Linked DNA regions of Homo sapiens: region 1 is linked to region 2. The links are chromatin loops, found by intact Hi-C in ENCODE. Cell type or tissue: mammary epithelial cell. All regions are shown on one strand. Links, peaks and the distances in the headings refer to the core of each region. The heading gives the core; the rest is flanking DNA.

Evidence for each region. Hi-C counts contacts between places; a loop is a spot of excess contacts. Peaks named below come from ENCODE experiments on the same cell type or tissue, not always from the same donor. Only the 100,000 strongest peaks of a DNase experiment are listed, where the experiment ranks them.
Region 1: a loop joins it to region 2, with 2.8 times the contacts of the local background. A loop is called at or near these places in 2 of 110 quality-filtered maps.

Annotation. Positions count from the first base shown.
Region 1 is chr9:86,853,262-86,857,825 of GRCh38, forward strand. No RefSeq gene overlaps it. Among named protein-coding and RNA genes, the nearest start is that of GAS1, 92 kb to the right of the region's middle. In mammary epithelial cell, for the core only: no CTCF peak of the experiment used is centred there; a DNase peak (open chromatin) is centred at 2,070.
Region 2 is chr9:86,635,045-86,639,608 of GRCh38, forward strand. No RefSeq gene overlaps it. Among named protein-coding and RNA genes, the nearest start is that of LINC02834, 71 kb to the right of the region's middle. RefSeq lists an enhancer at 4,415-4,564. In mammary epithelial cell, for the core only: a CTCF peak has its summit at 2,602 (motif pointing right); no DNase peak of the experiment used is centred there.

The sequences.
Region 1 (4,564 bases), core at 376-4,375, 220 kb after region 2:
GTCTCTCCAAAAGTAATGACCACAGAGCCACAAGTGAGGTATTCAAAGAGGACAAGAAACACATTGCTTAATATTTCAAAATTATTACACTGCCATTGATTTTTAAAATGTCTTGTTTGGAATAGCACCTATGTCTCACTATTTAAAACAGCCTTAATTGGGGCATCCCTTTGTTCTTTGACATTGATTTTTGTTAATAAGTCTATCTAATGCTGACCTTCTGGGCCAAATCTGATGGAAAAAGGGAGTGATCAGGATGGGACATAAATCTACTGGTCAGAAAATGGACTAAAAATGGGAAAAGTTATATTTCTTGCATGCCCTGTAAAATTCTTTCTGGTGGCAATTTCATTTAAAAGAGAACACTTATTTAAAACACAACTTATTTTAGTTGCAAACCTCTGCTGTCAAGGAATTGGTAAATATGGAAATACAGAGGTGAAAATATCACAATATGAGAAAAAATATACATGCCCAGTGAACAACAGCTCAGAAAAACCTAAGTTTCATGTGAGCAATATCATACTTATTAATAGATGTATCATTATACATCAAGTACAGGCAATGGCACAAAATATGTGCTCGGTAAATCATTGTTGAATGAATAAATAATAGGAAGCGAACAGTAAGAGAGCAAATTACAATAAATTTTATCTTTTCCTTCCCTTTTAATCAGTTTATTAAACATGACAATTGCCATACATTTCAGGTTTATTTATGCACACGTCTTTGGTCTAAATACAAGCCTGATTTGTTCAGATGTCTAAGGTCAACTCAACATAAACTTAGCTTTGCAAATGCCTACTCTCTGTCCATTTACTGTTAGCCTTGCCACCACATAAGGCCATTGGATGATTAGAGTACTGAGTTCATTTTGTGTCTTTGATTTCTGGTTAGTTCACTGATAACAATTCTGGTAAGTTCCCTTTATGACCAAGGAGGTGCTTTGTTTGGATAAATCATATATATATAAAGGTTTTATAAAATAAATCAATTTTTGAATCTTCCTGTGACCAAATTTAAGAACTTTTCAGGGGTAAAAGAAACATAACTCAGCCGGGTGCGATGGCTCATGCCTGTAATCCCAGCACTTTGGGAGGCCGAGGAAGGCGGATCACAAGGTCAGGAGATCGAGACCACCCTGGCTAACACAGTGAAACCCTGTCTCTACTAAAAATACAAAAAATTAGCTGGGCGTGGTGGTGGGCGCCTGTAGTCCCAGCTACACGGGAGGCTGAGGCAGGAGAATGGCACGAACCCGGGAGGCCGAGCTTGCAGTGAGCCGAGATCCTGCCACTGCACTCCAGCCTGGGCGACAGAGCGACAGTCCTTCTAAAAAAAAAAAAAAAACAACAACAAAAACAGAATCATAACTCACTTGTACCTATGAGACCATAAAACCAAGTTGCTTTAGAAAACTTTGTTTTAATTTGCTTTCTAAAGCAGTCAGCTAGGCTAAAAAAATTCATTTTGTCTTTTCTGCGATACTTTACAAGAACTGTGTGATCATCATTTTACTTTATCCACCATTTTTTGTGCCACCCCTTTGAACTCAGTTTTGTTTAAAGTCAAATATTCAGTGTTTTTTAGAAAATGTTATCATGAATTACCAGCAGGAAGGATTCAATGCAACTATGGTTCTTTTCTTCAAGTAGTGATAGAAATTTCACGAACTTAGCAACACTGAAAATTTGGCCTTACACTTGTAACATTTGCCACGTGATACTTTAAATAATCTTCCAAATGTCAACTGTAATATTATCTCTTCCTGCTAAGACAATGGATGGGCCTAAAATTGGCTAGGAAAAGACAACTGGGTCTATCTAGCGTTCTTGGAGGAAGATGCCAGAAAATCTTGATTAATACCATCACTCCCTCTGGAATTAATTTTTAGTTCTCCCATCAGGTGTGTTGATGGAAAGAGGTCTTACAGTTCTAGTAATTGCCCTGGATTCCTTCGCTGTCCTTCATCAGGACCTCTAATGAAGTCTGAGCTGTAGCCTGGGGTTGATGCCAGACTGGAATGCAGGGAGGCTGAAAGCTGACACCAGTTCAACGGAGCAAAGGGCTCTGTGCTGAGGTTGTCTCCATGACAACCTGGGTATTTTCCTGGTGATGCATTTACACAGCAGGGTTAAAGTTCTGTGAAAGCAACAGCTGTTGTAAAAACAGTATATTAAATATGTTTAGGGCTGTAAAATGTGCATTCTCTGTGGCATTTTATTGGAGGAAATTCTAAACATGCAAAATGTATTTAAAACAATGATGGGATATTTCTTTTGACACATTTATTTTTGTTTTTGAAAGGAAGAGTAAGGAAATATTTAATGGTCTTTCTTTCCTAGCATTTTTTTAAAAAATTATCTTTTCATATCAAAATATCCAGCCTACAGCCCTGACCCTATTGTGTCTGCAATAAGTTACTTGACAGGTAACAGTTTGGGGAAATGAAAACAATATGTTTGCTTCTGTAACCAGAATCATTTGTCATGCTTCTTATTTGATGTTGTTCTTTTCTATTCACCATCTTTTAGTCTTTTATGCTAACTGATTATTCTGACAGGTATTTGAAAAAAGAAACAAAACATTTTTCACACAGTTCAAAAAATATGTTGATGTTTTAATAGAACAATTTTTGTTTCTTTGTTTTTTTTACAAACAAATTTATGCCAGGCATTTTGGTACACTGCACTGATTTGCAAGCGGTAACCTGAACTTAACTCAGAATTCTGTAAATCCATGCATCACCGTGGCATTCTGAATAGAGTGACCAACTATCCCAGTTTGACCTGGACAGAAGATTTTCCTGAGACATAAAAATTTTGCTACTAAAATTGAGAAAGTTCCAGGCAAACCAGGACTTCTCGGTCACTCTAGCATTCAACAAACATTGGCCAGCATCTGTCAATATGCCGGGCTCTATACTAAGGCAGTGAGATCTAAAGTCAACTGGTCATTGCTCTGTTCCCATCGCTTTTGGTAATTTTGTAGAAAAACTGCAGCAGATCGATTCTGGCTCTCTACCTGAGTGTGTACATATCTCTAATAGGAGATAATAGAAGGTGGATGTTAGTTTATGTTAGTTCCTGAAATGTTAAGAAACCAAAGCACTCTCAGGTGAGTGTATGTTTCTGCCCCAGGCTGCCATCTTGGTTGGAATGAAGGGCCATTTTCCAGTGGCCTTCTGATTTTCTCTGCCTCCACACCAGTAGAGGCCAGCATTGGCTTGGGAAGCCCATTCATGTCGTACTTTTCCTTGTAGCGGGAGGTGGAGAGTGCAAGATTTCATCTGTCCTGGTCAAATCAAGACAGACCCAGTAAAATCAATCTTGTGGCATTTTACCCTTGCTTTCTTCTGTCCTGGGTATTGAGCAGAGGAAATTAAAAAAAAAAAAATCTGTGAACTCTCCAGCCACAGAGAATACCTGCTGGGAATATTTTTCTAAATCATATGAAGAAAGATATATTGGCTGCATGGCTATACTATCTAATGTAAGTATCCCTGGGAAGTTCAAGAGCAGCTGACAACATTTTCTCTTTCCTTGAAAGCAAGGTTCATAACATTGGTCTACTTCTATTGTTTATGACTAGAGGAAAGGAAGCACCCATGCCCACCTTTTAGAAACAAATCTCCAAAGTAAAAAATAAGGTAGCCAAAGAGAGGCACACCTTGCATTGTAACCAAGCAGGGTGTCCCAATAGTGGGAGTGGAATCCCCCAGCCAACCATACAAAGCAGAAACCCCACGCCTGAGTATCCATTCATTCATTCATTCACCAGATACGTATTGAGTGCTTACGGCATGTCAGGCTCTGATCTAGGTTCTGAGAAAAGAACAGTGGGGAAAAACAAACAAACAAACAAGCAAACAAGGCAGAGATTCTTGCCCTCAGTGAAGTTTACATTCTACTGAAGGAAAGCAAATTAAAACTCTAGAGTTTGCGTGCATGGGAACACAACACGGAGATTACTATTGTCATGGCCCTTATAGAAGAGATTAAAACTCACCTGTTTTCTTAGCTAAATAAACTTATGTTGACAAGTTGACAGACAGACTGAGCAACTATAGTGCATTGTTAAATGCTGGAATGGAGATTTTACAGGTAAATTGGATCTGATCTGATCTTCTGATTTAATCTTGAAGCTGGTTGAGATGAACTGCTTTTTGAAAGCTAGTTCTGTAGCTAGTCTATGGCCAGAATGACCAGATACCACCTGAGGGCCACAGAGAGCTAGATGATTTTGATGAACTGTAGTTCTTATGGACATATAGTCCCAATGGAGAGCATTCTTGAAACTTGATCCTCATGGTTGTGCTAAGAATAAACTTTTCATGGTAGATATGTTTTCCTTTATTTTAAAGCTTCTGTGTCTTTCACTCGGATATCAGAAGTTGACCTATAATATTCAATTTACCACTCAAATAATTTTTTCAAATATTTTGATAGATTTCCAAAAGATTGATCAGAAACTGGAGCCCATGAACAGTGTTAATTTACATGAATAAACTAATGATCTTGAGGATAAATGACTACATTTAATACCAGTTCTTTCAAATACAAGC
Region 2 (4,564 bases), core at 171-4,170:
GTATAAATCTTGGGAGAACACAGTTCAGCCCATAACAGGGTGTGACAAGGACATCAAGAACATGGGAGGGAGATCACAGCCTGTCTTGTGGCTTCCATGCAGTCACTGACTCAACGTATAAACCAACATTCTGTATTTCCAGCCTTATTTCATTGTCTTTTTGGTCTGGGTGATGATCTTGTTTCTCAGTAATTGACCATTCAAAGGGTACCCAGTTCCACAAGGAGGATGATGTTGGCTCTCAATGTTGGCTATTGCACTTGAGAAATACTTGGAGGAGATCTAGCATGGGAATATATAAGGCATGGTAGTCTGTAAAATTCTCTGGGAGGCCCCAGAGAGAAATCCTAATTTCCAGTCCTAATTTCTCTGTGGTTTTTTTTTTTGTACATTCCTTTTTTCCTTTCCTTCAAGGAATACACTTTACATAAATTTGCTTTGATCATGCATGTGGAGCAAGAGTCATGGAACATTTTAAAAAATACTTGTCTTTTCTCGACATTGTAAACATGATAATTTCTGTTACAGACTAAATATTTATGTCTCCCCCAACCCCACCAATTCATATGTTGAAGTCCCAACCCCCAATGTGATGGTATCTGGAGGTGAACCCTTTGGGAGGTAATTAGGGTTAGATGAGCTCACGAGGGTGGGGACCTCTTGATGGGATTAGTGGCTTTATAAGCAGAGGCAGAGAGAGATTTTTCTCTTTCTTCCAGGAGCACAGTGGAAAGGCCATATAAAGTCACAGTGAGAAGATGGTTATCTGCAAGCCAGGGAGAGAGCTCTCTACTGATACCAACCCTGCTGGCAGCTTGATCTTGGACTTCCAGCCTCTAGAACTGTGAGAAAATAAATTTTAGTTGTGTAAGCCACCCAGCTAGTGGTATTTTGTTATGGCAGTCTACTACCATTTCCTAAGAAAAGAGTAATGCTTCTAGAAGAAAGGTAGGAGCAGCCATAATTTTAGAGAAAGTCATAGATCTTGGGTTTATCTATCAGATGCCTTTGAGTTCACAGACACCTCTAGAATTCTGTAGAGAACACTGATCTTTTTCACTTTGTGAGATTTAGGAGTGGAGCTTTCTACCAGGAGACACTAAGTCACTTGGTGGAATGTGACAGAGGCATGAGAATCAGGTTTCCCTGGCATAAACTGATGTGAGAATAGGTCACCAGGCACCTGCTATGGCTGGAAATGCCTGTGTACAGTGCGCGGTGCATTCACCCAGCACTTTCCTCGTTCGCCCACCAGGACTCTCCTCGTGTCAAATGTGCAGAAGGAAAGGAATGAGGGTCTGGCATTTTAATGGATTCGGGGTAAAACACTGCATCCTCTGAAGTGATCCATATATTCTGGAAGTCAAAAATGTTTTATCTAAGTAAGCAGATCATTGCCTCAGTTCTCTTACAGTTTTTGAAATGTGTATGTGTTTGATTTGTACTTAAAGTGTCAGGTCCCTGACATCACAGTTGTGGGTGGTTAGATCTGATGTCAGGAGGGGATATTAGGGACAGATAGAGAACTACAGGGAAGGCAACTTGATCCATGTCTGCTCTGGTGTGTCTCACACAGCTTTGAACCCATGGACCGGCCTCCTGCCCTTGGCTGCTGGGAAGCTTACAGCTCAGCCATCTCTGTGTTCTGGTTTCTTTCTTCCCATTCCCTGAAAGCAGTGACTAGGAGATAAGAATAACTTACACTGGAAGTGTGGCTGTGGACCTAAGTGGGGATAAGCATAATATACGAAGTGAATGCTGCTGACACCTAGCAGGCTGTTACTCTCCACTCTTGTTATCGGAGGCAGCAGGCAGGGGAGGAGATTCGGCTGATCTGTGTCCAGGTCCTGCTCTGAGGCTCCCTGGCTCAACACGACCTATTCACCCCGCTGACTTTGGCCTCCTCATCTGCAAAACGGGAGGAATTTCTGCCATGCCTGACTCACAGGGTTGCTGTGAAGATTAAATGAGAATATATTTGTAATTTGGGAACGTATTTGTAGTATGTACTTATATCACATACATATGTAATATGTATGCATATATGTATGTGCATACATATAAATATGTATATGTATGAATTATTCTTATCATTTCCTAGTCATCATTTTATGTGAAATGCGGCAATAATGGAGAACTTACGGGAGGCAAATTCAATGTTATGATTGACATTCTGAAAGGACCCTATGTGGGGGAGGAGGGGGGTGCAGTAATATATGACTTCGTTTGCGGTGAGAGGGCGTGCAGTTTTAAGTATGTGTGGCCTTCCAATTGTCTCTAGTTTGTTTTCTAAAACCACAGTTCATGACATCCAGCTTTTACAAGACGAAATGTTTCCCTGATGAAAAAAATATTAGCAGTAGGTTAGAAATATCGAAAGAAACACATAAGTTTGTGCCCTCCAATGTGTCTGTAAGACTCCTCGGAAAGATATCAGCTGGTATTCAAGAATTTTTTCTAACTTAAATTCATTTCTCCTCCTCCCTCCCCACCATTTTTTCCTAGTTAGAATTTAGTGTTTGCCGGCTGGGCTTGTTCAGCCTGTGCTTGTCGGCTCCAGCTTGGGTCAAACGTGAGCGGCTGGACATCAGGGACCACAAGGTGGCGCTCTTGCCCGTGGGGGTGGGATCTGGCCCACCTTAAGATGGCCTCCATCTCCCCTTGGCTGTGGTTCAGAATCCCCCCAGACTCATGCAAAGAGGGCACAGCTATTTGTGAAGGAGGTCAGTGCCTGCAGCGAGATGATTGAAAGAAGGGGCGGAGCTCTGGATTCCTCTCTCTGGGTCAGCCTCTGGACTGATGCAGCGTTGATGCTGCACGTCCTGTGGAGTGGGTACACTGGGAGTCTAACCTGGAGACAGCCACTCACGCTTGACCCCTGTCCCAAAAAGAAAAAGGGTCACGAAGCTTTCAGGAAGCTCTACTCTGCTTTCTTCCCAATGATCTCCACAGCAATGGGCATTTCTTTTCTTTTTCCCCCTTGAAATTTAACTTAACGTTACATTTTATTTAATTATTTCTCCCCATGCCAAAAAAAAAAAAAGATACAGAATAGCTTAATTGAGACACTAAAAGAGAATAAACTGAATAAAAGGAACTCATGGCAAATGGAAATTAAAATGAAGATCAAGTTAGACTCAGTGTGCAAACCTATAGAGCCTATATATTTATGCTTGAAGTTCTCAGGGAAGCAAAAGCTCTTGCCTTGGGCCCCCTGCTGTAATGCAATTTGTGCAGACCCTGAAGGTATTCACAGAGCTGTCTGGGCCCTAAAGGCTGTCAGCCCCATCCTCCAGGCCCTCTCTCTCTTCCTTGACGGCTGGTCAGATGTTAGAGGTTGCAGCAGAGGACTCTGAGACCCTAGGGAATGGCAGGGCCACAAAAAGAAAGTGCCTGGGTCCCTGAATTGCTGTGTGGATGAGAGCTTCCCACTGACCAGGAACCCCTCTTGGAACTTTATAAGGTCTGTTGTGTTTGAAATTGTTGGTTGAAGCAATAGCCTGTCTGATTAATATGCTTTCCATTGTAGTCTGGGCAGCCTTGAGAACCACCAGGAGCTTGAGCGACAGTCAGAATCATGTTGGCTGTGAGCCTGTAACCTGGTTGATTGTGTGCCTGTCCTGTGTGTCCCAGCTGGTGCCATGTGCCTCCTTAGGCCTGCTATAGATTTGTGATTCTATCACTGAAATTTGCTTTGGTCGCTGATTATCACTTTCTTCCTACTGCTGCTTATTTTCTGCCCATTCAGAAGTGGAGGATGATTTTTTTCTCAATTGACCAAAGATTTAGCTCTAGCATTAGATATTCAGCTTACCAAGGCATTACACCTTTTGCCTATAGCTTTTCTTCTTTCCCAGTCCATTCCCCAGGATACCGTTTCCCAAATTGTTCTGTGGAACACTAGCTTAGTACATGATATCGATAAATATGTGGGGATAAAGAAGGGTTTTATGGCCAAATTATTGAGGAAAAAAATGGATTAGATGAAGTTAAAGATTTCTTGATGAGTATGGTGGCACATGCCTGTAGTCCAGGCTACCTGAGAGGCTGAGGCAGGAGGATTGCTTGAGCCCAGGAGTTAGAGTCCAGCCTAGGCAACATAGTGACACTCTCTGTAAAATAAATAAACAAGACAATTAAAAAAAAAGATTTCTTTAATGCAGGACTTCTCGGAGCTTTTAACATTCTAGTGAAGGGAACAGCAAAGTGTGGCTCATAGGCCAAATCTGACCTGCCATCTGCTTTTGCAAGTAAAGTTTTATTGGAACACAGCCATGCTCATTTGTTGACATATTCTCCATGGCTGCATTCTTGCTGCAGTGGCAGAGGTGAGTAGCTACCTCAGTGACCAAATAGCACACAAAGCAGAAAATATGTACTTTTTGGCCTTTTAGAGAAAAGGTTTCCCAACCTCTGCTCCCATGTCTCCAAAAGGAGGAATACATGTGGGTTCACACATAGGGGTTCACACTTTTTTGGCTTCAAATCCCTTCCTTCCTTGGACAACCTATTAACCTCTTGAGAGTTTCAGTTACTCTTGGAAGATGTCATCAGAAGATTGGAA